2 separate regions of the Homo sapiens genome follow, and region 1 is linked to region 2. A link is a loop called in an ENCODE intact Hi-C map of the cell type or tissue named here. Cell type or tissue: PC-3. All regions are shown on one strand. Each heading gives the region's core, and the rest is flanking DNA. Links, peaks and the distances in the headings are about the cores only. Region 1 overlaps SMURF1 (SMAD specific E3 ubiquitin protein ligase 1). Region 2 holds the start of KPNA7 (karyopherin subunit alpha 7).

The links. Hi-C counts contacts between places; a loop is a spot of excess contacts. Peaks named below come from ENCODE experiments on the same cell type or tissue, not always from the same donor. Only the 100,000 strongest peaks of a DNase experiment are listed, where the experiment ranks them.
Region 1: it touches region 2 in a loop (5-fold over the local background); 2 of 110 quality-filtered maps call a loop at or near these places.

The regions. Positions count from the first base shown.
Region 1 is chr7:99,116,163-99,131,494 of GRCh38, reverse strand. The region is part of intron 1 of SMURF1 (SMAD specific E3 ubiquitin protein ligase 1); the gene reads left to right. Among named protein-coding and RNA genes, the nearest start is that of SMURF1, 20 kb to the left of the region's middle. In PC-3, for the core only: no CTCF peak of the experiment used is centred there; DNase peaks (open chromatin) are centred at 6,644 and 7,844; H3K4me3 peaks cover 1,175 bases; H3K27ac peaks cover 3,419 bases.
Region 2 is chr7:99,204,606-99,219,937 of GRCh38, reverse strand. It overlaps KPNA7 (karyopherin subunit alpha 7), which reads left to right and starts at 11,823. Exons shown (of 11, transcript NM_001145715.3): 1 at 11,823-11,910; 2 at 12,449-12,537. The coding sequence starts at 12,472. RefSeq lists an enhancer at 6,358-6,652 and a silencer at 6,358-6,652. In PC-3, for the core only: no CTCF peak of the experiment used is centred there; DNase peaks (open chromatin) are centred at 8,027 and 9,477; H3K4me3 peaks cover 643 bases; H3K27ac peaks cover 4,784 bases.

The sequences.
Region 1 (15,332 bases), core at 3,377-11,376, 88 kb after region 2:
TAGGATTACAGGCAAGAACCACCCACCTACCCATTTCCTTGATTCTTTCCTACCAAGTCCCTTAGTGTTCCTTGTAGTCTTGGTGGTTGCATCAGACCACAGTCTGATTGTTTCTTTCCCTGATAATAAAGATAGTTAAATTCTCAGGCCGGGTGAGGAGGGTATTCATTGATTTTTCACCCTGCCTCCTTTCTTCAGCTAATTTCCACATTTTTAATTCTGTCTTTTATGTACAATATCGCACTTCCTAATGTTGTTGTTGTTTAAAAGCAGGATACCTTCAGATGTAAGTAGCAGAAAACCTAGGTTAAATTAGCTCAATAGAGAGAATTTTAGTGACTTCACTGAAAAGCCCAAGTCATTCCAATGGCAAAGCAAGGACCTGGTTTCTCTCTATATCTCAGTGTTTTGACCTCAGCACTATTCATGACCATCTCTTCCCCTTGTGCTCAAAAGCTCCATGGCTGTTTGCTTGCAGCTTTAAATCCAGCAGAAAAGTTAAAAGTCTGCTTCTTCAACAGCTCAGTCCTGGGGTAGAAGGCCTGGAGTTGAATCCTCTTGTCTCATTGGCCTAATTTGGGTCAAGTGTTCATTGCTGAACCAACCGCTGTGGCTGGGATGATGGGATGTGCTCGTTGGACAATTAGGTTCCATCTTTGAATCTAATCAGGGGGTTAGTCCCACCCACAATACAGACTTGGGTTGTTTGGGGGAACAGGAATATGGATGCCAGGTGGGCAATCAATAAATAACTAGATGATACCGATTGTTTTCTTTTAAAATTTATAATGTTAGCTTCATTATGCTGAGTAAAAGGAAGGTACAGCTACCATTTAATGCACTTCTGAAAAAGAAGTATACCTTCTTTGTGGTAGTATGAAGCAAAAGATTTGGTAAAAGTGCCAAGAATTTTTGACCAAGGGTTAGGAGTGGTACCTTTATATGTGAACTTAGCCCCATAAATTTTGTTGTCAATTTGTATTGCAGAATGTTCCTGGATTGTTGTATAATGTTATTTGGGACTTTTTGTTTTTCTTTTTGGAGACGGAGTTTCACTTTTGTCACCCAGGCTGGAGTGCAGTGGTGTGATCTTAGCTCACTGCAATCTCTGCCTTCTGGGTTCAAGTGATTCTCCTGCCTCAGCCTCCCAAGTAGCTGGAACTACAGGCATGTGCCACTGCGCCTGGCTAATTTTTTGTATTTTTAGTAGAGATAGGTTTCACCATGTTGGCCAGGCTGGCCTTGAACTCTTGACCTCAGCTGATTGGCCCGCCTCAGCCTCCCAAAGTGCTGGGATTACAGGTGTGAGCCACTATGCCCAGCCTATTTGGGAGTATTTTTAAACAAAATTCAGGTACAGATTATAGGAATACATTCTTAAATTATTTCTCTAGAGATAACAGAGCAGTTTTAAGAGAGAGAAATACATGCTGATTATCTGTAAATTGAATTCAGGATGTGTAGAAAGAAAAATAATTTAGTTTTTATGCAATAATATGATTTTTATAGGATAGTTGATTATCAGCCCTACCCTATAATAAATTCTTTGAATTAATGTCTGTTCTTGATATCTGGGGCTCTGTATTTTCACTTCTATATTCTTAAAAAGAAAAAAAGTTTTTGTAAGATGCTTCGCTGAAGTTCGAACCTGTGTTCCAGGAATGGTTGAATCCCACAGACCGCCAAGCTCTTCCGTTTGTGGAATCAGCAAGGTGGAATGATGAAGGGCTCGGCTGGAGCCAGCCTGTGCCTTTACACAAATGACATCATTTCTTAGTTTCCTTAGCTATAAAAATGGGGGAAGGCTGGGTACAGTGGCTCACACCCGTAATCCCAATATTTGGGGAGGTTGAGGTGGAAGGATCACTTGAGCCCAGGAGTTTGAGACCAGCTGGGGCAACACAGCAAGACCCTATCTATACAAAAATAGAAAAAAATTAGCTGGGCATAGTGGTGCACACCTGTAGTCCCAGCTACTTGGGAGCTGAGGTGGGAGAATTGTTTGAGCTCAAGAGGTTGAGGCTACAATGAGCTGTGATTGTGCCACTGCACTCTAGCCTGGGTGACAGGGTGAGACCATCTTAAAATAATAACATAACGTAAAAATGGGGAAATAACTGGAATCACTTCAGTGTTGTTGTGGGTAGTAAATGAAATAATCCACATGCACTGTCTGGTACATAATGTGTTCAATATGTGTTAGCTAATAGTAACATGGTCTTATTTCAATGAATCTAAGATGACCGCTTGCAAGTCATACCATTGTTTTATGTACTACGTAAAAAGAAACACAGGTAATTATATTGCAAAATGTGATTCATTTGAAGATTTCAAAACATATGAAAAAATGTGTCTTGAAATCAATGATATATGGTTTTAGGGCTGCCTCTGACTTGGAAGTCCTGGGAATTGTTTGCATACTCATAAATATACACCATCTGTCTTGGTTTAAACATAATAGAGTATGATCTAAAGTTTCTTTTCAATTTTGTTTTTGTTCTAAACTTAACATTGAATTTGGCCTCGTGTTGCAACACTAGAAATTTAATAATCACTCATTTATTCTGTAGGCTTAAATAATGGATTATATAACACCTAAGATTGGCTTGGCAACTTCGGTTATTTACTTTTCTTCAGTGATTTAGAAAAAATATGAGACATGTTTTTGGACATCGTTGCTATTGCTTGAATAAACCTGTTTGGGAGGTAAAGGCAGGTTAAATGGTAGTGCCGGTAACCTCTTAGAGTAGCACGAACTATTGGCAGAAAGCCTGCTTAGGTAAACACCTTTGATACACCCAGCACATTCAGTTTAGAAAGTACAATATTGATATTTGAAAGCAATGCGTGGTAGTTGATTTTCCACTAAAATTTAAATGTGGACAGGGTATTATAGAGCTTGAATGATAGTCACAGGCTATTTAAGGACCAACTTGTAGAGTAAAAAGTTGCTATGTAATACGCTTAGCATAAATTTAGAAGTAAAACCTGCAAGGATAGCATATAGCCTTGTGAGAATGCCATTTCCCTTAGGAGCCTGGTATTTAGAATGTTATGAATGGGATATTTATTATAAGCCTGTTTTTTTTGTAAAGGCTTGCTTTTTGATATTAATATTGAAATGAATTACGGAAGCCGTTTTGGGGACTTGACCTGTTTACTGACTGCGTCATTCATGGCTTAACCTCATCAGCCAAATGTCAGCAGGATTCTGCTTTTAAGACAACCACATGAGAACAGATGAGCCATTCGGTCATCTTGTCATAAGCCCCAGAGGCTATCTCCTGGCACATCTGGCATGTGATGTATTTAAGTATTATTTGAGGGTGTTGAGTATAATTTTGTAAAAGACTGTACCCTGGTACATTCCATATCTTAATGCATTCTGAAACAGCGATATTATTTTTTTTTGGAAACCCCAGAGGGTTTATTTACTGTATTTTGCATAGGGTTCATCTGAACAGTACAAAAAGTACCTTTTTATTTTAGAAAAGGAGTTTTGGTTTAGAAAATGGAACCTGAATTGAAATAAAAGTAAAATTATTCTCAAAAGGAGACAGTTTATCGATTTAAGTACATTTCGTATCGCCTATGTAGTAGCGTTGTTTATATTTAGAATAGACGCAAGCCAGTCCACGATCTCTCAGCAAGACTTGACAAAAGGATATGATTTTGTCACAGTTACTCCCAGTGTTTCATTTCAAGCAGTATGAGTCAAGGATTTGGTGTTTCTCATACTAGAATAAATTGGACTTTATTCAGGAAAAAAACCCAACTTGTTAATTTGAAGTGCATGTCTCAAAGCCTAAACATTATTTTAGTTAGTATTTCTAAGTAGATAATACATACATATGGTATAAAAGGGTGATTGTGAAAAATATGCCTCCTTTCCCCTCTGTCCCTTGTTAACCAGCTTGCCTCCAGAGAAAGAGCTGTTCTTTTTTTTAATTTTATTTTAAATTTTTTTTAGAGATGGGGTCTTGCTATGTTGACCAGGCTGGTTTTGAACTCCTGGCCTCAAGTGATCCTCCCATCTCGGCCTTCCAAACTGCTAGGATTACAGCCGTGAGCCACCAGGCCCGGCCGAGCTTTTCTTACCATGGTATTCTTGTGTTCTTCCAGAGATTTTTTTAAAATGCCTCTTCCTTTTCTCACTCCCTCCCTCTTTTTCTTTTAACACAGATGGGAGCATTGTGTGTGCATTGTTGTATACTTGCTTTTTGCACATACGGATCAGGGATTTCTCTGTTTCCTTACCTCCTGATCTGCCTGCGTGGCAGGAACATTCACTATGCAATGACTATCCCTGTGCTCGTCAACGTTCCCGTGTGACCTTGCAGTTAGGTGGGACCATGTAACTACTTCTGGCTAGCAAACTGTGAGAAGTGAGTTGTCCCACTTCGGGGCTGAAGCACTAGGAACCTCCAGCTCTGCCACAGAAGCTGTGTGTCATGTGGTGGAGCCTCTATCAGCCTAGATCCCTGAGTGATTACGTGAAGCCGAAGCTGGCCCTTCCCCCCGGCCCCTGCTCAGACCCAACCTATGCTGAACACGTAGTTGAGCAAGAAATAAACTTCTGTTATGTTAATTTGTTTCTACATCACACAGCTCCTCTTGATATAGCTGATTTCTTTTTAATAGCTGTGAAATTCATAACACTTTGAATGAACCCAGTTCAGATGATCAAATGCTTAAGAACAAAAAAGCATCTAATTAAAGAATAATAACTTTAAATATACAAATATCAGATCAATGCATCTTATCCCAATGTGTTGCCACGCAAATATCTGTATACATAATTTCTAATTAAACTTTTTAATTTTTTTAAATTTATTTTTCTGAGATGGCGTCTCGCTCTGTCGCCCAGGCTGGAGTGCAATGGCGCAATCTCAGCTCACTGCAACCTCCATCTCCTGGGTTCAAGCAATTCTCCTGCCTCAACCTCCGAGTAGCTGGGACTACAGGCACATGCCACCACGCCCGGCTGATCTTTACATTTTTAATAGAGACAGGGTTTCACCATGTTGGCCAGGCTGGTCTCGAACATCTGACCTCGTGATCCGCCTGCCTCAGCCAACCAAAGTGCTGGGATTACAGGCGTGAACCACTGCACCCAGCCCAGCCCATAATTAAAAAAAAAAAAAAAGGAATATATGCTTATTGAAAAGTATAAAGAAGAAATAAGTACTTTATTATTTGAAATGAGGCTTGATTCTTTAATATTAAGGCTTATAATTTTTGCATTAGAATTTGATATTAATTTTCTCGTCATTCTAAAGGAAGATAAATACCAACGCCATACATGCTCGCTGTTCTCATTGAATACTACAGTCAATAGAGAGGAGTATTGAAAAAGACTGTCTCTACCAGAAACTTAACAGCCATAGGGAAATGGTACATTCGCTAGAAACAGTTAAGTAACAATACAAAGCGCCCCTGAGTCTAGTTGCTGGGGAGGCCAAATGTGAACTGGCTCTAGAAAGATCTGGGTGGGCTGAGAGACCATGTGGTAATAGCATAAGCGAAGACAGAGTGGACATGAGTCTGGCTGCTTTGCAGGTCAGACGGACAGAAGAGGTGCCAGGCAGGTAGAGGGAAGAGAGGACACTTGGCTTCTGTAGAAGTCGTGAGTTGTCGGGGAGATTGGATCAGGAAATGAGATGATAAATTGTAATTTTATAGGCCTGCTGGGTAGAAAGTAGGGACTTTTCCTTTCATGCCCTGAGGATAGCATGGGATCCAGGGACTGGAGTAGCATGGTAACTAAGGGCCAGGTGCTGGAGGCAAGTGGCCTGGGTTCCAGTCCTGGCTTTGCCACCTTCTAGCCGTGGAAAGTGCCAGCAGGGTGCACGGGTAAGTGTATAGGTAATGTGAGCTGTGATGATGACTGCTGTTGTGCTACTTGGGAAGGAACCTGGTGACACAGAGCGACACCTAATGAGGGAATAGATTAGGCCCCATTCACAAAGTGTGTTACTGTGTTTACACAAATGCTGGATGATAGTCTTTCTAGGATGTTTCATAAGCACTCCTTTATTGGGCCCAAAGTTTAGACTAAGTGCTTTACAAAGGTTCTTTAAAACAAAAACAAAAACAGAAACATTTATTGGCTGGGCACAGTGGCTCATGCCTGTAATCCCAGCACTGTGGGAGGCCAAGGTGGGAGGATGGCTTGAACCCAGGAGCTCAAGACCAGCTGGGGCAACATAGTGAGAACCTCCCATCTTTTAAAAAAACAAAAACAAAAAATTAGCCAGGCATGGTGGTGCATGCTTGTAGTTCCAGCTACTTGGGAGGCTGAGGCAGGAGGATCTCTTGAACCCAGGAGTTTGAGGCTGCAGTGAGCCATGATGGTGCTTCTGAACTCCAGCCTGGACAACAGAGTAAGACCCTGTCTCGAATGAATGAATGAATGAATGAATGAATGAATGAATGAAAATTTTTATTGAATAACTACTATGCTCTAGGTTGTCTGGCAAGTGGAGTACTGGATATAATAAACAGGGTAGAGACCAGAGGAAGTAAATACTGTTTATCCATTCTGTACATGGTTACTAAGTTAATGTCAGGTTTCTATTTGGCCCTTGAAAAACCACTCCAAGTAGGTGAGAAGTGTCTGTAAGTAAGTTAAATTTTTGTATGATGACGGATGTCTTGATAAAGCGCAGTGGCATTCAGAGGGAAGTTTAGTTGGCCCTGCCCTGGATGTCCTTGCTTTAGTATCTTGCTGCTTTATTGTAACATGCTTTCTTAAAACCTTCTTAGAAGTACTAGTTGGATCCCAACTGTGGCTCCTCCAGTCAATGGTAAGTTAGTATTTGTGTAGTGACTTTTTTTTTTTTCCTTTTTGACACTGGACCTACTTCCATTTACAGTCAGATACTGCTTAAAACCTTTTTGTGGGCAAAGTAGGTCAAACCTAAAGTGCACAGAAGGGAACTGTTCAGGTAGAGAGGCAGATTCTGTAGAAGCGCCTGTCCCGTTTTCCCTTCCCTGCCGTTGGATCACTTTTGCTAGAGCTGTGCAGCCTTCATGCCCAAAGCTTGGAGTCTCTCCAAAAGTATTCTAGAATGAGATTCTGCCAAGTGCTAGCATTAAAGCTTCAGTATTGGGACTTTGGAGTGCCCCTTCTGCCCTTTGGCCTTTTTAAATGGAAACTGGGCGAGGCTGGTAAGCTATACCTTACTATTCTAAGGTGACCACCACTTGGAGTGTGGGTTTAAGACTGCTGCCAACCTGGATTTCCAGTACAGCTCTGCTGCTTGCTAGTGGGGTGACTTTGGACAATAATAATAAAGCTATTTGTCAATTATTGAAGCTCTTTACTATTTGCCAGGCAGCAATGAGGCCAAGCACTTTTCATGAGTTGTATTTCCTCCTCTTGATAAACTCACAAGATAGGTCGTATTCTTGTCCCTATTTTTGAGACGGTGAGATGCAATGGAGTCAGCCAACCCAGTTCCACCACATACCAGTAGCCTTGGCCAAATCATGTGCTTCATCTTTAAGCCTCAGACAAGACCTACCCCATCAGGTTGTTGTTGCAAGGAACAAGTGAAGTAACCTGGCACCCAGCTGTTGCCCAGCACATGTTAGGGGCTGACTTGCCTAAGGCTGCACTGAGAGTATTTTGCAAGTGGACTAAAGTTGAACTGCTTTGGGAAGATATTTGGCTTCTTACTTTGTAAGTTGGAGTAAAGATTGTTTCTAAATCTAGTTCTTTTCCTTTTTGTCTCTAGATTAAACTCTTACTATATCATTCAGTTAGGAGCTCTCATGTTTAGCCAACGTTCTCAGAAAGTGATCAGTTCAAGGGCTGTGGCATGGAGGGGAAGTGATGCAAGCTTTATTATGATACAGATGAGTAACCATATAAAATGGAAAATAATATTTGTTCTCCCCACATTCCCATCCCCTCTTACCAACCTAATATTTATCTATCTATCTATTTTGAAATATTTGAGGCAGAGTCTCTCTCTGTCACCCAGGCTAGAGTGCAGCGGTGCAATCATAGCTCACTATAGCCTCAACCTCCTGGGCTCAAGCAGATCCTCCCACGTTGGCCTCCTGAGTAGCTGGGACTACAGGTGTGCACTACCATGCCCGGCTAATTGTTTAATTTTTTATAGAGACAGGGTCTCACAATGTTGCCCAGGCTGGTCTCGAACTCCTGGTCTCTAGTGATCCTCTCAGCCTCCCAAAGTGCTGGAATTACAGGCGTAAGCCACCACGCCCTGGCCATAATATTTATTTTTTTATTGCCATTTATAACTTGGCTTACACTGCTACTGGCTATTTACTAAAAATCAGAGCAAACTTTGCCTTATTATTATGTATTGCATATATATTTTTGAAAGGTCACTCTTGCAGTTTTACTAAAAAAAAAATAAATAAAAGTTTCAGTGAATTCCGGAAGTTTGGGAATTCTCGGTTTACGCTAGCCCTGTCCTGTGTTTCTGTTTGGCTCTGTCCTCAGGCCTTGCCACCATTTTCTCTCGGTGAAAGAACTTGGCTTCACATTCTGTTCAGTTTCATGAACCTGCCTGTCACTTTGAGGCAGCGTTTGGGATTCTGCTTCATTAGCCTTTGAACTCATGAACCAAGTTGAGAGGATTTGCTACTATAGACAATTATTTGATCTTCGAGATATTTTGAACAGTTCCCAAGTGCAACACCAGTGGTTGTCCAAAAGACACAGAGAAGTGATGTGAAATTTTAATTATGTAAAAAAAAAAAAAAAAAAAAAAAAGAAAGAAAGAAAAAAGCCCTGTGGCATGGTTGATGTCAGTGCTATGGAGTGAGCCTTTTAGTAGTGCGGTCAAGGACACTACTTTTTTTTTTTTTTTTTTTTGACACGGAATCTCGCTCTGTCACCCAGGCTGGAGTGCAATGGTGCCATCTTGACTCACTGCAACATCTGCCTCCCAGGTTCAAGCAATTCTTCTGCCTCAGCCTCCCAAGTAGCTGGGATTACAGGCGCCCGCCACCACACCTGGCTAATTTTGTATTTTTTAGTAGAGATGAGGTTTCATCATGTTGGCCAGGCTGGTCTTGAACTCCTGACCTTGGGTGATCCACCTGCCTTGGCCTCCCAAAGTGCTGAGATTACAGGTGTGAGCCACTGCGCCCGGCCTTTTTTTTTCTTCTTCTTCTTCTTTTTTTTTTTTGAGACAGAGTCTCACTCTATTGCCCAGGCTGGAGTGCGGTGGCCCGATCTCGGCTTACTGCAACCTCTGCCTCCCGGGTTCAAGCGATTCTCCTGCCTCAGCCTCCTGAGTAACTGGGATCACAGGCATGCGCCACCATGCCCAGATAATTTTGTATTTTTAGTAGAGATGGGGTTTCACCATGTTGCCCAGGCTGGCCTCGAACTCTTGACCTCAGATGATCCACCAGCCTCAGCCTCCCAAAGTGCTGGGATTACAGGCGTGAGCCACCTGCCCGGCCTAACATTTCAAAATGCTAAAAACAGGTTCTTGTAGTCTTTTCCTTGGGTCCAGCATCGTTTGTTGCTGACTATATCAAGCAGCTACCAAGATGGCGCAGTGAAGGTGATGCGCAGTGGAGACTGTTCCCCTCGCCGCTCCCTGGTTCCTGCAGAGAGTCCTGTTGGCAGCTCGTTGGAACAATGGTTTTCCCCTGGAGTTTGAGGAGCTTGTCTTGGGTGTGGTGCATCCCTACACCATGTGTACAGTTTCCAGACTGCTATGATTTTATCTCTCAGCAATGCGCCAAGAGGTTTTAGTGAAAATTTAAAAACCGCCAAATCGCCTATCAAACCGAGTTTGAAAAGAGACCTCTTGGGAAAGGACAAGCTAACTATTCTAAGTGGTCTACGATCCAAAGCATTTCCTGGGCTGAGTGTTTATCAAAGCTGAGCTTTACTTCCAAACTAAGCTTGGGAAGGATCTGGGAGTGTTTCCCAGCTGACTGGGGGCGGGGAGAAGAGGAGGATGCGAGTGTTAAAGAACAGAGAAAATATCACTCTCTTTTCTTTTACACAGTTATCTGCTGAAATCTGTCTATAGATATGGCTTGCAAACTAGGTGTTGTTTTGGAGGAGAGAGAGGATAGGTCTGCTAAGTGTTAATTTAGAAATTATATACAATATCTTAATTTTATTTTGGGAATGGAACATTGGGTAAGATTAGCTTTTAAATGGATCAGCTTTACTCTTCAAGGTTAGAAAAATGCATAGAAAATAGCATTATTTCCCTGTTAATTGTCATTAATCTCAACTCACACTATTTTTTTTTTTTTTTTTTTTTTGCTTTGACTCTTACCATCTCAGAATTCAAGGTCTAAATTGACATATTTGGGAAGAGCAGGGTGTTGGGGAAACAGAACTGGTAAGTAGATGGTTTTCCTCTCCCATCTGACTCAGTGTTAGAGAACTCTGTTGGAGACAGTGTTAATTTCAATATCTTGATGCCCGATTTTATCGTTACAGACATCCTGTTATACAGAATAGCTTATTTGCTCTCTTAATAGAAATCTTGTAAAGAAAATCCATCTTCCTTATTTCACTGTTTCTTTCCCTAAAAGTTTTTGTATACCACCCCTTTATCAAGAATTAAGATGTTGGGGAAAAAAAAAAAACAAATCTTTTTGGGCTAAATAATGCCAGCTTCACTTCCCTCAATGATGACACATTTATCTGTATTTTAAAGTTGTTTTTTTTTTTTTCTCCCTTTCCCACTACACTGCTCTGCATGTGGGTTCCCTAGCTGAGAAGCTGCCATTGATGGTGAAAGACTTTAATCTAAATTTAGATTCTCTTCAGAGGTTTCGTGGAATACTTCCTTAAATTAAGCCACAGACTGCAAAAGCTGCTGCTGAGTGGGGCTTCCAGGTTTGTTTTTTTTTTTTTTCAGCTCTAGAAATAAAGAAGACAGGGCAGGAAGGACTGGCTCTCACTCTCGGCTTCTTTGGGAGATTCTGCCATTGTAGACAGAATCAGTAGCAGCTTCTGTCATGAATTTAAAACTCAGGAGAGAGGATTTGGTGGTAATCTGATGGAAGTGGAAAACAATCACGACTCTGAGGGAGTGTGGGTGAAACAAGTTGCTTTGTTTAGGTTGTGTTGGAGACTGTAGGTAGTAATAGACAATGATAGGACATCTTTTTGTCTGATGCCTGTAAGTGTACCTGGAGACTTTGAAGCCATACTTGTTAGTTCATTCCTGCATTACTATAAAGAAATACCTGAGACTGAGTAATTTACAAAGAAAAGAGGTTTGATTGGCTCACGGTCCTGCAGGCTGTACACAAAGCATGGTGTTGGCATCTGCTTAGCTTCTGGGGAGGCCTCAGGAAGTTTCCAATCATAGCGGAAGACAGAGAGCAGGCATCACATGGTGAGGGAAGGGGTGAGGTGCCAGGCTCCTTAAACAACCAGATCTCATGGGAACTACCAGGGCAAGAACTGACTCATTACCATGGGGATGGCACCAACCCATTCATGAGGGGTCTGTGCCCATGACCCAATATCTCCCAGTAAGCCCCATCTCCAGCACTGGAGGTCACATTTCAGTATGAGATTTGGAGAGGACACATATCCAAACCGTATCACCATGAGTTAAACCAATACATCAAATTTTTAGGGACAGTTGGAAGATCTTCAGAGTCAAGACAAAAGAGTTGAAAATGGGGTGTTGGACTATAACCATGAGTATTTTATACAATCTCTCTTTCTCCTTGAATCATAGAAATGGTGTTTGAAAGCTCCTTTCAATATAGAGAACCCCCTTACCTGTCAGTGCCCAAAGGCCCCCAACTGGGGAGATCTGAAGTGAGAGGAGGAAGCTGCCCAGGTTTTCCTGTCCCTGGAGAGCCATGGGTCCTGAGGATTGGAGCTTATCATTGAGCAGGCTGTTGTCACATACACAGCCTTCCAGCTTCTATTATGATGCATTGTACTGTTTATATAATCTTGTATTTGGGAAATGCCTAATTATATTTTTTAAAATTACTCCAATATCTGTCACTGTTAGATAAACACTTCTAGAATCTCATTCCCAGTGTTTTCTTTCTCCTGGCATGGGTCAACAACCTTCCTGTGAGCATATTTTCATTATATAATGGCCCCTTTATTTACATATTTACTCTTTCTAAAAGGTTAATTTCTTTGTGGGGAGGGAAGGTGATATATACACAGTGTAATATTTAAACTGTACAAGATGGCTTATTTGGAAAGGAAATCTCTTCACGCCTGGCCTTTGCCTTCAAGTTCTCTTCCCCAGAGGCAATCCACTGGTAACAATTCCTTGTATATTTTAGCAAAGATACGCTAGATAAAAATACTTGTACATATATTCTTTCTCTACCTCCCCATCCCCCTTTAAGAAGAAGCACACTATACACTGTTCTTTACTTTGCTTTTTTCCTCAATATATCCTGGAGATCAGGAATTCAAGACCAGGCTGGGCAAAATAGCGAGACCCTGTCTCTAAAAAAAAAAAAAAAAAAAAAAAAAAAAAAAAAAAAAAAAATTGGCATGTTAGCTTCTCAGGAGGCTGAGATGGGACGATCGCTTGAGCCCAGAAGGTTGAGGCTGCAGTGAGCTGTCATTGCATCACGTACTGCAGCCTGGGTACAGGGCAAGACCCTGTCTAAAAATAACAATGCAGAAATAAATAGGAACTATCTTAGAGATCCTCCCATATCAGTATAATATAGAGCTGTCTTTAAAAAAAAGTTGAGGTAAAATTCTTGCAACATAAAATTTACGTGTATAATTAAGTGGCTCTTAGTACATTCCCAGTGTTGTACAACCATCACCACTATCTAACTCTAGAACATTTTCATCACCCCCAAAAGAAACCCAATACTCATTTAGCAGTCACTTTCTGTTCCCCCAACCCTAGGCTTTACAACTACTAATCTGCTTCTGTCCCTATGAATTTGCCTGTTCTACATGTTTCATGAAAATGAAATCATATGTATGTGGCCTTTTGTGTTGGTTTCTTTCACTTGGCATAACGTTTTCAAGGTTCAATCCTGTCGTAACTTGTATCAATACTTCATTCCTTTTTCTTGCTAAGTAATATTTGATTGCATGGATAGACCACATTCTTTTAATTGATTGACATTTGGATTGTTTCTGCTTCTTGGCTATTGGGAATCATGCTGCTATGAACATTTGTGGGCAAGTTTTTGTGTGAACATATGCATATGTTTTTATTCTTGGATATGTACCTAAGAATGGAAATGCTGGGTCATATGGAATTCTGTATTTAAATTTTGAGGGACTGCCAAACCGTTTTCCAGTCACTGCATCATTTTACCATCCCATCAGTGGTGTTCAAGGGTTTCAGTTTCTCCACATCCTAGTTTACACTTGTTATTTTCCATCATCGTTTTGTTTTTTGCTGTTTAGTTATTATTACAGGCATCCTAAAGGGTAGGAAGTAGTATCTTATTGTGGTTTTGATTTGCATTTCCCTAATGACTAATGAGGATGAGCGTATTTTCATGTGCTTATTGGCTACTTGTATATCTTCCTTAGAGAAATGTCCACTATTTATCCATTATTTGTATATCTTCCTTAGAGAAATGTCCAATAATTTTTGTATTTTTAGTAGAGACAGGTTTCAGCATGTTGGTCAGGCTGGTCTTGAACTCCTGACCTCAGGTGGTCCGCCTGCCTTGGCCTCCCAAAGTGCTGGGATTACAGGCGTGAGCCACCACGCTCAGCATATATATTCTTGATATTAGACTCATCAGATATATGATTTCCAAATATTTTCTCCCATTTTATGGGTTATCTTTTTACTTTCTTAACAGTGTTCTTTGCTGCATAAAAGTTTTAAATGATGGAGTTCTTTATTTTTAAATTTTGTTGTGGCCGGGTGCAGTGGCTCACGCCTGTAATCCCAGCACTTTGGGAGGCCGAGGTGGGTGGATCACCTGAGGTCAGGAGTTTGAGACCAGCCTGGCCAACATGGTGAAACCCCGTCTCTACTAAAAATACAAAAAAATTAGCCAAGTGTGGTGGTGGGCGCCTGTAATCCCAGCTACTCTGGAGGCTGAGACAGGAGAATCGCTTGAACCCAGGAGGCGGAGGTTGCAGTGAGCTGAGATCATGCTATCGTACTGAAGCCTGGGCGACAGAGTGAGACTCTGTCTCAAAAACAAAAACAAAACCAAAAAAAGCGTTGTTTGTGCTTTTGGTATCATATTGAAGAAATCATTACCTAATCCAAAGTCATAACTAATTTACCTCTATGTTTTATTCTAAGAGTTTTAGTATTTTAGCTCTTAAATTTAGATCTTTGTTCTATTCTGAATTAATCTTTATATATAGTGTGACATAGGGGGGTCCAGATTTATCCTTTTGCTAGTGGATATCCAGTTGTTCCTGCACCATTTGTTGAAAAGACTGTTGAAAAAGACTTTTCCCCCATTGAATGGTATTGGCACCCTCTTGAAAAAAAAAATTGACTGTAAATATATGGCTTTATTTCTGGACTCTCAATTGTATCCTGTTGATCTATAATGTCTCTCCTTATGCCAGTACCACACTGTTTTGATTACTATTGCTTTGTAGTAAGTTTTAAAATAGGAAGTGTGAGTCCCCCAGCTTTGTTCTTTTTCCAGATCGTTTTTGCTATTTGGGCTCCCCTGTAGTTTTATATGAATTTTAGGATGAGCATATCCATTTCTATAAAAAAGGCACTTGGGGCTTTGATAGAAATTGCTTTGAATCTGTAGGTTAATTTTAGGAATATTGTCATCTAATATTATGTCTTCATATTATTAAGTCTGTGAACACAGGATGTCTAAGTCTTCAGTTTCTTTCAATAATGTAATTTTCAGTGTATGAGTCTTGTATTTTTTTGGTTAAGTTTATTTCTAAGTATTTTATTCTCTTTGATGCTAATGTAGATGGAATTCTCTTCTGAATTTCATTTTTGGATTGTCATTGCTGGTATATTGAAATACAGCTGATTTTAGTATGTTGATCTTGTATTTTGCAGTTCTGCAGAGCTTATTCATTAGCACTAACAGCTTTTGTGTGGATTCTTTAGGGTTTTCTATATATAAGATTATGTCATTTTTCAATAGAGATAGTTTTACTTCTTCCATTCCAATCCAGATACCTTATTTGGCAATTGCAGTCTAGTCTTGTTCCTGTTATTAGTGGGGAAGCCATTTGGTCTTTCACCAGTAAATATGATGTTAAGCAGTGGGTTTTTCATAGATGTCCCTTATCTAGTTGAGGGAGTTTCTATTCCAAGGATGTTGATATTTTTATCATGAATGTTGGAATCTGTCAAAAAAAATGTTCTGCATCAATTTGGATGATATTGTGGTTTTCCCCCTTTATTCGA
Region 2 (15,332 bases), core at 3,720-11,719:
GAGATGGAGTTTCACTATGTTGGCCAGTCTGATCTCAAACTTTTGTATTTTTAGTAGAGATGGGGTTTTGCCACGTTGTCCAGGCTGGTTTTGAACTCCTGGCCTCAAGTGATCATCCCGCCTCAGCCTCCCAAAGTGCTGGGATTACAGGTGTGAGCCACTGTGCCCGGCCCTCTCAGCTAATTAATTTTTTTTTTTTTTTGTAGAGACGGGGTCTCACTACATTGCCCAGGCTGGTCTCAAACTCCTGGGCTCAAGCAATCCTCCTGCCTTGGTTTCCCAAAGTGTTGGGATTACAGGCGTGAGCCACTGCACCAGACTACAATTGCCGTCTGGTTTCCACTTTGCTGGGAGGGCAGGGACCAGGTCATTCATTCACTGCTGCTTTGTCAGGGCGTGGCACATGAAGATTAGAGTAGGCAGTCTAAATATTTGCAGAATCAATACCTGAAATGTTCTTATTTTCATTCCAGTATGAAGCAGATCTATTCTCACCTCCATCAAATCTTATTGCCTGCCTTGGGAGTAAACGCTAATTAATTCAACAGCAGCTTTTAAGCCTTCTGTGCAAGTTTAGGAAGAGGCCACTCAACCTAGCTAGATCCTAGGAGCCTTAAACGTCCAGAATGCAAACCCTTCCCTAGAAGGAATTCCCCTCAACCCTCACCCCACTTCACCTTTTGATGGTTTACTCAAGGGCCTCAAAATGCTACAGCTGCAGAGGCTGAAGGTTCTGAACATGAGACTCACCTGGGAGACCCGGGCCTCGCCCCTCAGCCTCCCTGACCAACTCAATCAGCCTCTTGCCCGGGGCGGGCTCAAAACTCCCCAAGTGATTCCAATCTGCGTTCACGCATAAGAACCATCGGCGTGGGGGTAGAATCAGCCCTGTGAGGTGGGGCCAAGGGCTGCGAAACACCTGCCATCAGCTGAGGGCATTTAAGGCTGACCAAGGGGCTGGAGGCTGCGGCTCCTGGCCAGGTGAGTGGTTGGTGGCTTGTCCCTGTGTGAGAAAGTGCGAATGTGTGCACGAGCCCCGGCTCCAGACGTGGCTGAGTCCTTCTGTCTGGGTATTGGCTGATCAGATATCTTGCTCTTGTACGGGTAATGAGCCAGGCAGCTGTTTGGGGGCCCTGAGGAGGCTGCTGTGTCCTTGCTCTCCACCACGGAGGTGCCTCTGGGGGCCCTTTCTGAAGCAGATCTGCCTGCCCATGGGGGCAGCTTGGAGAAGGCCTAGGCTGTTGTCTCTGTTGAAATCAGCCAGTGTCTTTAGAGACACTGTGCTAGGTCGTCTTTGGCTTGTTTTTGAGGGTGGATAAGGAGGAAGTGGTAGGTGCAGGGGTCTGTTTACTCTGCAGAGCCCAGACGCGGGCTTGCGGGGTGTCTGGAGTGAGTCTAACCACATAGTGGGCTGTGACTCCCATGTCCTCGGCCTTGCCATGTGCCCCTCCTTCCTGAAGTACTCCCCGGGATGTTGTCACCTGTGGGACTTGTTCCCGATTCAGCCCCCTCTCAGGAAGCTTGCTTTTATATCTTTCACAGGTAGAGGGCCTGGTCTCTTGCCTCCTTCTTGTGAACAGGAGTTTGAGACCAGCCTGGGCAACAAAGACCCTGTTTCTACAAAAAAAAGAAAAAAAAATTTGAAAAAATCAGCCAGGTATGGCAGTGTGCACCTGTAGTCCTAGCTACTCAGGAGGCTGAAGGGAGAGGATCACTTGAGACCAGAGTAGGCAACATAGCGAGGCCCAGTCTCTACCAAAAAATAAAAAAATTAGCCAGGTGTGATGGTGCATGCCTGTGGTCCTGGCTACTCGGGAGGCTGAGGCAGGAGGATTGCCTGAGCCAGGGAGTTTGAGGCTGCAGTGAGCCGAGATCACTTCAACCTGGGCATGGCCTGCAGCCCCTCTGGCCCCTCTTTCTCAGCATTGAAACTGAAGTCTGGAATCCCCAGGTGCGTCTCATTCATGTTGGTAAAGCCCCTCAGAAAGCTAAAGAGTGGCGAGGTGGGGCCGGGCATGGAGGCTCACGCCTGTAATCCCAGCACTTTGGGAGGCCGAGGTGCGTGGGTTGCTTGAGGCCAGGAGTTCCAGACCAGTCTGGCCAACATGATGAAACTCTGTCTCTAGTAAAAATACAAAAATTAGCTGGGTGTGGTGGTGTGTGACTGTAATCCCAGCTATTTGGGAGGCTGAGGGAGGAGAATTGCTTCAACCCAGGAGGCGGAGGCTGCAGTGAGCCGAGATAGCACCACTACACTCCAGCCTGGGTGACAGAGCAAGACTCTGTCTCAAAAAAAAAAAAAAAAAAAAAAAAAAAAAGGCAAGGTGGAGTCCCCGTTCCTGGGCCTTTTCTCCTCCCTGGCTGTCCTCTCCTGTCCCTGGACACTTTACCTTCCCTCTCCACCCCCAACCCCAGCTAGCCTCAGCTTGTGGACCAATGCATCTTGGGGCATTGAGGCAGAGGCTGCTGGGATCCCTGAACCCCTCCTTCCTGGCAGATAAGTCTCATTGACTCGCTAGCTCGAATCCAACATGTGTTTTTAGCTTAAACAAACCCTACTTTGAAGAACTGGCTGGTAGTGATGCAGATCTGAACATACAGATATCAAATGATGTCCAAGGTACAGATGAAAGAAACACATGTCACAAAATGGCATGTTCAAGATCCCCTCCTCGAATTACCATGTCAGTGCCTGTGCAGCTGCAGCCGGGCTGGGCACACAGAGGGTGGTGAGTTTTTAAAGGTTAACTTGGTGGAGGAGTGGGGTTATTGGAAGCTAACGTTCAATATATTTCTGAAGTATTTATATCCTTTAAGCCCTCACTATGTGTTACTTTGAAATCCAAAAAATGCTATTTTGTAGAAGCCAACTCTTGGATGATGACATGTCTTAATTTAAAATGGTTCTCAGTTCATGAAAGTTGCTCACAGGAAAAACTCAGCTAGATCTAGAAAAGTATAGAAAGCTCAAAAATGGCCTGAAATGCCCCAACCAGAGGAAGCGACTCAATACCGTTAATAAGACCTGGAAGTCCATAATGGTCCCTTACTCAGAAGGATTGAAAGGGTAAGAGGTGGCTGGGCATGGTGGCTCATGCCTGTAATCCCAGCACTTTGGGAGGCCAAGGCGGGCGGATCACCTGAGGTCAGGAGTTCGAGACCAGCCTGGCCAACATGGTGAAACCCTGTCTTCACTAAAAATACAAAAATTAGCTAGGCATGGTGGCGCATGCCCGTAATCCCAGCTACTCAGGGGGCTGAGGCAGGAGAATTGCTTGAATCTGGAAGGTGGAGGTTGCAGTGAGCTGAGATCACGCCACTGCATTCTAGCCTGGGCGACAGAGCCAGACTCCATCTCACAAAAAAAAAGAGGGTGTTGGTAAGAAGCTTGGGAGCCTAGGGGACCTTGGGCATGGTAGGGTTCCTTGGCAGGGCCTCTGGTACCTGTCACACAGGGCAGGGGTCTTACAGTGTATAGGGAGCAGCTGAGCTGGCCTGAGACCCCAGGGATAAATAAAACCCCTAGGTGGATGACATTTGTCTTAATCACTAGTTCGGCTTTCTTGGGATCTCAAACTTGAAGAACCAATGAACAAAGGTACTGACTTGGGCCAGGTGCAGTGGCTCATATCTGTAATCCAAGCACTTTGGGAGGCTGAAGTGGGAGGATCACTTGAGCCCAGGACTTCGAGACAAGCCTGGGCAATGTAGCAAGACACCTGTCTTTCTAAAATGCAAAAAACTTAGCTGGGTGTGGTGGTGTGTGCCTGTAGCCCCAGCTCCTTTGGGAGGCTGAGGTGAGAGGTCATCTGAGCCCAGAAAGTCGAGGCTGTAGTGAGCTGTGATTGTGCCACTGCACTCCAGCCTGGATGGTGGGAGTAAGACCTATCTCAAAACAAAAAGGGGCAGGGTACTGACTTGGACTGTGTATAACTCAGTGCTTTTCTTTTTTTTTTTTTTTTAATTAGAGAAGGGATCTCTTGCCTAGGCTGGAGCGTAGTGGTGCAATCATAACTCGCTGCTGCAGCCTCAACCTACTGGGCTCAAGTGATCCTCCTGCCTTAGCCTCCTGAGTAGCTGGGACTGCAGTTGTACAGCAACCACCTGGCTATATATTTTTTTCATTTATTTGTAGAGATGGGGTCTCACTGTGTTGCCCCAAGTCTTGAACTCCTGGTCTCAAATAATCCTCCCAAACTGCTGGGATTACGGGCATGAGCCTCTGCCTGGCTGTCAACACTTTCTTAAGTAAAGAACGACAGGGCACCCAGCTCTCCTGGTCGCTGCCAACAGCCATGTGAAGGGAAAGAAGCGGAATCCGAGCTGTGACCAGAGAAGCCTGGAGAAGCAACAGGGATCTGCTCTGCCGCTGGGTTTGCAGAATGTCCCTACACGAAGTGATCTGCTAGCTCTATAACCTTCAACCCTCTCCCTAAAGATACCTCAAGGAGTGGGGAGGACCCTGTCTCATCTGCAGCTGAGCTTTCTCGGCTTCAAGCCATTTCCTGTGATATTTGGTTTGAAGGAAGGTGGCAAATGCCTTTTTTTTTTTTTTTTTTTTTTTTTTTGAGACAGTCTCGCTCTGTTGCCCAGGCTGGAGTGCAGTGGCACCATCTCAGCTCACTGCAACCTCTGCCTCCCGGGTTCAAGCGATTCCAGTGCCTCAGCCTCCCGAGTAGCTGAGATTACAGGCGCCCACCACCACGCCCAGCTAATTTTTGTATTTTTAGTAGAGACGGGGTTTCACCATGTTGACCAAGCTGGTCTCGAACTCCTGACCTTGTGATCCACCCACCTCAGCCTCCCAAAGTGCTGGAATTACAGGCATGAGCCACCGCGCCGAGTTTCTAATAGCCATGGCTTCCAGGTTGTGGCAGAAGGATGAGCAGTTCCCTTGGCAATGGTCTTAGAGCTGAGTGCTGTCTTGGGTTTTCCCAGAGGCAGGATTGCAGCCCCTTGTACCAAACTGGCCTCTTCCTCATGCATGCTCAGTCTCATTAACTGAGATAATTGTGCCATTGGCAACATGTGAAGCGTAGCAACAAGGTGGCAGCTAGAGCAGGTATTTCAGAAGTGGCCTCTATTGTTTCTGTTGCATGAAATGGGCTTTCCTCCTTTCTAACATCTCACCCCATGTGTTAAGTGCCACCCATAGTGGTGGCCTGCCTTCCCTCCCTCCCCTCCCCTCCCCTACCTCCCCTCCCCTCCCCTACCTCCCCTCCCCTCCCCTACCTCCCCTCCCCTCCCCTACCTCCCCTCCCCTCCCCTACCTCCCCTCCCCTTCCCTACCTCCCCTCCCCTCTTTCCTTTGAAACAGGGTCTCTCTTTGTTATCCAGGCTGGATTGCAGTGGCGTGATCTCTGCTCACTGCAGCCTCCACCTCCTGGGCTCAAGCGATTCTCCCTCCTCAGCCTCCCAAGTAGCTGGGACTACAGGTGCACACCACCACAACTGGCTAGTTTTTTTGTTTTTGTTTTTGTTTTTTGTTTTTTTTTGAGATAGGGTCTTGCTCTGTCACCCAGACTGGAGTGCAGTGGTGCGATCTCAGCTCACTGTAACCTCTGCCTCCCAGTTTCAAGTGATTCTCCTGCCTCAGCCTCCCAAGTAGCTTGGACTACAGGCACATGCCACCATCCCTGGCTAATTTTTTTTTTTTTTTGTATATTTTTAGTAGAGACGGGGTTTTGCCACATTGGCCAAGGATGATCTCAAACTCCTGACCTCAGAGGATCTGCCCACCTTGGCCTCCCAAGGTGCTGGGATTACAGGTGTGAGCCACTGCACTGGCCATGGTGGTGATCTCATGCTTTCCTAATTAGACCTTGTTACAGATTATTGGCTGCAAAGCTTGGACGCAGGAGTCAAATCTGATGTCCTGGTTCTGATACTTCACAGTTATGGGAACTTTGGGAAATGATGTCTGAGATGGCTCCTTCACCTGCAAAATGGGGATATTTTTACCTTAGTATTAGATGAAACTTCATTTAATCCTAAATGTCTAAAATTCTGGGCACATAATAAATGTTTTGGGCCAGGTGCAGTGGCTCATGTGCATAATTCCAGTGATTTGAGAGGTGGAGGCAGGAGGATCACTTGAGGTCAGGAGTTCAAGAACAGCGTGGGCAACACAGCAAGACCGCATCTCTGAAAAATGAAAACATTAGCTGAGTATGGTGGTGCATATCTGTAGTCCCAGCTACTTGGGGGGCTGAGGTGAGAGGATTGCTTGAGCCCAGTAGTTTGAGGCTGCAGTGAGCTATGATTGTATCACTGCACCCCAACCTGGGTGACAGAGTAAGACCCCATCTCTACAAAAAATTTAAAAAATTAGTGAAGTGTGGTAGCTTGTTCCTGTGGTCCCAGCTACTCAGGAAGCTGAGGTGGGAGGATCATTTGAGCCCAGGAGGTCAAGGCTGCAGTGAGTTATGATTGCTCCGCTGCACTTCAGCCTGGGCAACAATGAGACTCTGTCTCTCTCTCTTTTTTTTTTTTTTTTTTTTTTTTTTTAAAAGGCCAGGTGCAGTGGCTCACACATGTAATCCTAGCACTTTGGGAGGCCAAGACGGTGGATCATGAGGTCAAGAGTTTGAGACCATCCTGGCCAACATGGCAAAACCCCGTCTCTACTAAAAATACAAAAGTTAGCTGGGGGGTGTGGTGGTGTGAGCCTTTAGTTCCAGCTACTTGGGAGGCTGAGACAGGAGAATCACTTGAACCCGGGAGGCGGAGGTTGCAGTGAGCTGGGATCGACCCACTGCACTCCAGCCTGGCAACAGAGTGAGACTCTGTCTCAAAAAAAAAAAAAAATCCCTTTTGGCCATTGCTCCTTAAATAGGCCCATAATTCTTGTCTACTCCAGACTTATAAATGCCCTATGTCTCAACTCTTGGAGACCTAGAAATAGAATCTCATTTAAACCCAAATTTTGGTTCAACTGATGATCCTCTTGACATTGGTTATTCTGGTGACTAGGAATCTAGTTTTCAAGATGTTAAAAGGATACTGTGATCAATAGCAATGATTTTTTCTTTTCTTTTTTTCTTTTCTTTTTGAGACAGGGTCTCTGTCACCCATGCTGGAGTGCAGTGGCACAATCATGGCTCACTGCAGCCTTGATTTCTGGGGCTCAGGCGATCCTCCCACCGAGTATCTGGGACTATAGGTGCCCATCACGATGCCGGATTAATTTTTAATTTTTTTAATCTTTTTTGGTAGAGATAGGGTCTCACCATTTTGCTGAGGCTGGTCTCAAACTCCTGCCTCAAGCTTCTGCCTTGGCCTCCCAAAGCGTTGAGACTATAGGTGTGAGCCACTGTGCCTGGCCAATTTAGTCTTAAAAAGCAACGCTTCCTTATGGGGCAGAATTTGAGATTACTTAAAAGTAAGCCATGCATGGTGGCTCACTCCTGTAATCCCAGCACTTTGGGGGACCGAGGCGGGTGGGCCACCTGAGGTCAGGAGTTTGAGACCAGCTCAGCAATATGATGAAACCCCATCTCTACCAAAAAAAGAAAAAAAATACAAAAATTAGCTGGGCGTGGTGGCAGGTGCCTGTAATCCCAGCTACGTGGGAGGCTGAGGCAGGAGAATTGCTTGAACCGAGAGGTGGAGGTTGCAGTGAGCTGAGATCGCACCACTGCACTCCAGCCTGGGCTACAAGAATGAAACTCTGTCTCAAAAAAAAAAAAAAAAAAAAAAAAAAAAGGACACATGTGGATCGGACACCAGTGTTTCCTAGCCTGATCTCCCAGTGCTGAGGCTGTCTTGCAATGTTGTTCTCTTCCCTTCCCAGGTATACTGAGTTCTGATGTGTTGCTAGGAGTAAAGCTACCTCGAGCTTGAAGTTGTATTGAAGAAATCTAAAGCCTGAGATAGTCTTAAGCCAACTTGTGTGAGGGCTCCCTGGGCAGCAACCAAAGGACTCTGGATTCACTGAGGTCCCTTTGTCCACATTGGTTGGGGAGGAGGTCAACATGACTCACAATGATTGAGAGCTTCGTGAATGTTTAAACCAGGTGTCACCCTCCACCTCTCTGGCTTTGAGATCGGAGAGTGGGAGAGATTGGTCAATTCCAGGAACTAATTTGCATTTCCCAGGATCAGATTTGCAGACAAGGTATATAGGCTATTCTTTCCCAGGCTGTGGAGGAAACTAATGCTTTAAAGCAGGCAGAGCCACCAGGATCTGAAACCCAGAGGGATGGTGTGGGCTGTTGGTTTCCTCTGCTCTGAGGCTCAGCTGACATGCTCTCCTGTAGCTCCTGTCTTGCTGTGGGTGGCTGGAGCTTGATTTTAGGGACTTGTCCCTGGCGCAGTGACTACTGTTGCCAGCAGTGCCTCTGATACTAACTCTGTTGTTCTATCTCCAACTCCCTCCTTTGTCCTGGTTCTTTGCTAATTCTTCATTCTCTCAGGCCCTAATGTGAGCATCCTCAAGACTCGATCCTTGTTCTGATCTTGCATAGAGCTTGTCTCTCTTCTTACAACATCAGTCTTGGCCCTAAATTACTTTTTTTGAGACAGAGTCTCACTCTGTTGCCCAGGCTGGAGTGTAGTGGCTTGATCTAGGCTCACTGCAACCTCTGCCTCCCAGATTCAAGCGATTCTCCTGCCTCGGCCTCTCAAGTAGTTGGGATTACAGGCACATGTGCCACCACACCTGGCTAATCTTTGTATTTTTAGTAGAGACAGGGTTTTGCCATGTTGGCCAGGTTGGTCTCGAACTCCTGACCTCAGGTGATCCACCCGTCTTGGCCTCCCAAAGTGATGGGATTATAGGCATGAGCCACTGTGCCCAGCCAGCTCTAAATTCTCTGATGCAAATCTCCAAGTTGTCTGCACTGCCCCTTTCAAATTGATATGTCTGAATTAGTCTTTTCTACCAAAACTATTCTTGGCTGCTATTCACTGAAGACAAGAGTCAGTTGACTTTCTTTATCCAATTTTCTCTTTTCTATAATGTAGTCTGGACCATCTCGTATGGTCAGAAACAGATGAATATTACATACCTGTAAGAAATATTCCCTGCTGCCTTGTGAACATTCAAAGTTGGGGCCAGGTGCAGTGGCTCATGCCTCTAATCCCAATGCTTTGGGAGGCTGAGGGGGAGGATTGCTTTAGCCCAGGGGTTTGAAACCAGCCTGGGCAACATAGTGAGATCCCATCTCTACAAAAAATACAAATTAGCCAGCCTTGGTGACTTGTGCCTGTAGTCCTAGCTGCTCAGGAGGCTGAGGCAGGAGGATCACTTGAGCTCAAGAGGTTGAGGCTGCAGTAAGCCATGATTACACTATTTATTGCACTCCAGCCTGGGCAACGGAGCAAGACTGTCTCAAAAGCAAAACAAAAACACAAAAGCAAACTCCCTCCAATTTAAAAAAAGTTCAAACTTGGCCTGATTTGAATAACCACCTCTAACTGAGGGCCAACTCCCTGTCTCGTATCACACAGTACCCTCCCTTGACAAATATTTGAGTACCTACTTTGTCATGTGTTGTGAAAGAGGTAAGAAATCCCTGCCTAAGACACAGTACTGTTACCATGGGGAGTAGGAGGAGAGGAAGTTGGACAAACAAGAAAATATCAGGCAGTGGTTAAAGCTGAGAAGAAAATAAGACTGGGAAGACAGTTAAAAGGGCTTTCAGAGATGTTTAAGCAGAGACTGAATGAAGAGGAGCCAAGTGTGCAGAGATCCTGGGCAGAGCAGCTACTTCAAAGGCCCGAGTACAATGAACCTGGAACACTTGATAATGAAGCCCAGGGGTCTAGAACACAATGATCAAGGAAAGAGTTGTTGGAGGTGAAGTGGGCTGGGGCCAGTGCAGAAAGTGAATTTTCTTCTAAACTCATTGGGTAGCCAGGAGAGTTTTTTTAAGCAGGAGAGTTAGATCAGATTCTCCTTGATTTTTTCTTTTTTTTGTTTGTTTGTTTTGGAGACAGGGTCTGGCTCTGCTGTCCAGGCTGGAGTGCAGTGGTGCAATCGTGGCTCACTGCAGCCTTGACTTCCTGGGCTCCAGAAATCCTCCCACCTCAGCCTCAAGTAGCTGGGACTACAGGTATGTGCCACCATGCCCAGCTTATTTTTATATTTTTTGTAGAGACGGGGGTCTTGCTTTGTTGCCCAAGCTGGTCTTGAACACCTGGCCTTAAGCAAGTCTCCACCTTAACCTCTCAAGTTGTTGAGATTACAGGCATGAGCCACTGTGCCTGACTAATCAGATTTTTTTCTTTTTTTTTTTTTTTTTTTTTTTTTTTTGAGTTGGAGTCTCGCTCTGTTGCCCAGGCTGGAGTGTAGTGGTGCGATCTTGGCTCACGGCAACCTCCGCCCCCTGGGTTCAAGCGATTCTCCTGTCTCAGCCTCCTGAGTAGCTGGGACTACAGGTGCCTGCCACTACGCCTGGCTAATTTTGTACTTTTAGTAGAGACAGGGTTTCGCCATGTTGGTCTGGCTGGTCTCGAACTCCTGACCTCAGGTGATCCACAATCACATGTACTCTGTGCAAAGAACAGATTGGAATAAGGCAATGGGAGAAGCAGGGAGACCAGCTGGAAGGCAACTGCAGTAGTGTGGGTAAGAGGTGATAGTGGTCTGGACTGGGGTGGAGGCAGTCTACTGAAGGATTCTCAGTGACTTGTGCTTGAGACTGTCCTGACCCCATGTGCTGGTGCATTGGGTGTGGGGTTTTCCTGTTGCAGCCTTGGCGGGTCTCCTCACCACCCTGTACATATGCCTGATTTATAACTCCTCAGACACACCGTGTGAAAGCCTTCTTTTCTTTTTCTTTTTGAGACGGAATCTTACTCTGTTGCCCAGGCTCGAGTACAGTGGCGCAATCTCAGCTCACTGCAACCTCCGCCTCCCGGATTCAAGTGATCCTCCTGCTTCAGCCTCCCAAATAGCTGGAATTATAGGTGTCCGCCACCATGCCTGACTAATTTTTGTATTTCTAGTAGAGATGGGGTTTCCCCATGTTGCCCAGGCTGATCTCGAACTCCTGGCCTCAAGTGATCCATCTGCCTCAGCCTTCCAAAGTGCTGGGATTATAGGTGTGAGCCACTGCACCTGGCATGAAAGGCTTCTATATATGACAACCAGCCCATCTGCCTCATTTGAGGACCCAGTTGAAGCCAAAGCACTTTTAAAAGCTTTCCTTTACTGCTATGCCCAGCATTGGTGGTCTTGGTGCTCCCACAGTGTTCACAGCCTACTGAGCTGGTGTGGTGATGCTTATAGAAGCTGACTTCAGGTTCATGCCTGTAATCCCAGCACTTTGGGAGGCTGAGGTGGGTGGATCACAAGGTCAGGAGTTCAAGACCAGCCTGGCCAACGTGGTGAAAAGCCGACTCTACAAAAACAAACAAAACCAAAAATAAGCCAGGTGTGGCCGGGCACGGTGGCTCACGCCTGTAATCCCAGCACTTTGGGAGGCCGAGGTGGGTGGATCACGAGGTCAGGAGATAGAGACCATCCTGGCTAACACGGTGAAACCCCGTCTCTACTAAAAATACAAAAAAATTTGCTGAGCGTGGTGGCAGGTGCCTGTAGTCCCAGCTACTCGGGAGGCTGAGGTAGGAGAATGGCGTGAACCCGGGAGGCGGAGCTTGCAGTGAGCCAAGATTGCGCCACCGCACTCCAGCCTGGGTGACAGAGTGAGACTCTGTCTCAAAAAATAAATAAATAAAATAAATAAAAAGTGAGTCATGTGTGGTGGCTCATGCCTGTAGTCCCAGCTACTCAAGAGGCTGAGGTGGGTGAATCACTTGAGTCCAGGAGGTCAAGGTTGCAGTGAGCCGTGATTGTGCCAATGCACTCCAGCCCGGGTGACAGAGTGAGACTCTGATGCCAACAAGCAGGTCTTGCAGAAATAGGACATGGAGCTGAGAAGTCCAGACTGTTGTTCTTGCTGCCAGGTTGAGCCCAAGGGTTGGGGACGGGGAGTCTGTGCTGTGTATATGGGTTCTAACTCTCACTCAGCTTCTCTGGTCCCAAAAAATAAAAAATGCTGGCTGGGAGCGGTGGCTCATGCCTGTAATCCCAGCACTTTGGGAGGCCGAGGTGGGCGGATCACAAGGTCAGGAGTTCAAGACCAGCCTGGCCAACGTGGTGAAACCCCGTCTCTACTAAAAAGACAAAAATTAGCCGGGCGTGGTGGCAGGCGCCTATAGTCCCAGCTACCTGGGAGGCTGAGGCAGGAGAACCACTTGAACCCGGGAGGCGGAGGTTGCAGTGAACTGATATCCCCCCACTGCACTCAAGTCTGGGCAACAGAGCGAGACTCTGTCTCAAAAAAAAAAAAAAAAAAAAAAAAAAAAAAAAAAAAAAAAGCTAGCTTCCTGGGTCTGCCCTTTGCTCCACTGTGAGCCCTTTAAGGGTTAGAGCCTTATGATACTGACATAATAACCCACACAATGGGCACTGAAAATTTCTTTGTTGCTGTCCAACCTGCAGGTAACTTACTACTTCCAGTCAATATGCCGACCTTAGATGCTCCAGAAGAGAGGCGGAGAAAATTTAAGTACCGAGGCAAAGATGTGTCTGTGAGTATGAAGCACCCACCTGCTTCTATTGGGGACCAGTGCAATCTGCATAAAAAGCGGGGTGAAGAGACCAGGCGCGGTGGCTCATGCCTGTAATCCCAACACTTTGAGAGGCTGAGACGGGCAGATCACAAGGTCAGGAGGTTAAGACGATCCTGGCCAACATGGTGTAACCCCGTCTCTACTAAAAATACAAAAATGACCTGGGTGTGGTGGCTTGTACTTGTAATCCCAGCTACTTGGGAGGCTGAGGCAGGAGAATTGCTTGAACCTGGGAGGCAGAGGTTGCAGTGAGCTGAGATCAGGCCACTGCACTCCAGCCTGGGCGACAAGAGAGAAACTCCATCTCAAAAAAAAAATAGCGGGGGGCAGGGAGGTGGTGGAGAGATGGGTTGAAAAGGCAAATATAGCAAAAGATTCTTTAGATAGATGACTAGGTGTTTCCCTGAATTATCCTTCCAACTTTTCTGTATGTTTGCTATTTTCATCATAAAATATTAAAGGTGGAGAAGACAAAAGCATGTGGACTTAGGAGCCAGACAACTGTGGAATCAAATCAAAGTTTCCGTGGAATCTTGCAATTATTTAATTTCAGAACCCCAGTTTCTTCATCCATAAAACAGGGCTGCTTAGCTGGGCATGGTAGCTCATGCCTGTGTTCCCAGTACTTTGGGGGAGGCCAAGGTGGGAGGATCGCTTGAAGATAGGAGTTCTAGACCAGCCTGGGTAACATACCAAGACCTCCAACTCTACAAAAACAAAAAATCGGCCAGGTGTGGTGGTGTGTGCCTGTAGTCTCAGATACTCTGGTGGCTGAGGCAGGAGGATTGCTTGAGCCCAGGAGTTCAAGGCTGCAGTGAACTGTGATTGTGCCACTGCACTCCAATCTGGGTGACAGAGCCAGACCCTGTCTCTAAAACAAAACCAAATAAAAAACCAGGCTGGGCTGGGCATGATGGCTCACACCTGTAATTCCAGCACTTTGGGAGGCCAAAGTGATCACTTGAGGTCAGGAGTTCGAGACCAGCCTGGCCAACATGGTGAAACCCTGTCTGTACTAAGAATACAAAAAATTAGATGTGCATGGTGGCGGGGGCCTGTAATCCCAGCTACTTGGGAGGCTGAAGCAGGAGAACTGCTTGAACCTGGGAGGTGGAGGTTGCAGTGAGTCGAGATTGTGCCACTGCACTCCATCCAGGCGACAGTGTGAGACTTCGTCTGAAAAAAATAAAAAACCAGGCTGCTATTTATCTCCGAGGAGCTGGATTGCTTCCTCAAGGGCCAGTATACAGGTGTTTACAGCTGCTCACGTCAATGAGGCTTACCAAGGAGCTAAAACGTTAGCATATAGGTATGGCCAACAGGCATGCCTTGTAGAAATAGGACTTGGAACTGAGAAGTCCAGGCTGTTCTTGCTTCCAGGTTGAGCCCAAGGGCTGGGGACGGGGGGTGTGTGCTGTGTATATGGATTCTAACATTCACTCGGCTTCTTTGGTCACATAGTTTTGTGTTGCAAGCTCTGTCCTCCATCTCTGTATCTTTTTATTTTTGAGATGAAGACTTGCTTCATAGTCCAGGCTGGAGTGCAGCAGTGTGATCTTGGCTCACTGCAACCTCTGCCTCCCAGGTTCAAGCGATTCTCCTGCCTCAGCCTCCCAAGTAGCTGGGATTACAGGTGTGCACAATTACGCCTGGCTAATTTTTTGTATTTTTAGTGGAGACAGGGTTTTGCCATGTTGGCCAGGCTGGTCTCAAACTCCTGGCCTCAAGTGATCTGCCTGTCTTGGCCTCCCAAAGTGCTGGGATTACTGGCATGAGCCACTGCTCCCAGCCCCCCATCTCTGTATCTTGACTGGCATCGTATAAGTTTAGCTCCACCTTGGGAATCCAGAAGCCTGATTAGGAGAACGAGGGAAGCACAGGGTCACAGCAGCCTGGTTAGGCCACCATCAGGAACAAAATCACTTTTTTTTTTTTTTTTTTTTTTTTTGAGATGGAGTCTTGCTCTGTCACCAGGCTGGAGTGCAATGGCGTGATCTTGGCTCACTGCAACCTCTGCCTCCTGGGTTCAAGCAATTCTCCTGCCTCAGCCTACCATGGTGTGTACCACCATGCCCGGCTAATTTTTTTTTTTGCATTTTGGTAGAGATGGGGTTTCAACATGTTGGCCAGGATGGTCTCGATCTTCTGACCTCATGATCCCCCTGCCTCGGCCTCCCAAAGTGCTGGGATTACAGGCATGAGCCACCGTGCCTGGCCCAGGAACCAAATCACTCTTACAGTAACCTATTCCAACAATGAAGCTGTCCGGCTTCTAGGACCACTGAAAATTAAAGGAAATCAGTGAGAACGAAGGAATTGAGTCTTCACAGCAACAGGAAGGGCCTGCCAAAGAGAAGAGAGAAAGGTACAAAAGTTTTTACAGGCAGGAACTGCCTAGCGATGGGGCAACAGTATGATGGGCTCAATGATTCCCAAATGTGTTCCTACCTTGCCATATAATGCCACCATGACCCTTTTAAATTTTTTCCTTTTATTATTATTTGATACACGGTCTTGCTCTGTCATCCAGGCTGGAGTGCAGTGGCACGATCATAGTTCACTGCAGCCTCTGCCTCCCAGGCTCAAGTGATCCTCCCACCTCAGCCTCCCAAGTAGCACCATGCCTGGCTAATTTTTTATTTCTTTGTAGAGACAGGGTCTCACTATGTTGGCCGGGCTGGTCTTGAACTCCTGAGCTCAAGCAATCCTCCTGCCTTGGTGTCCCAAAGTGCTGAGATTGCAGGTGGGAGCCA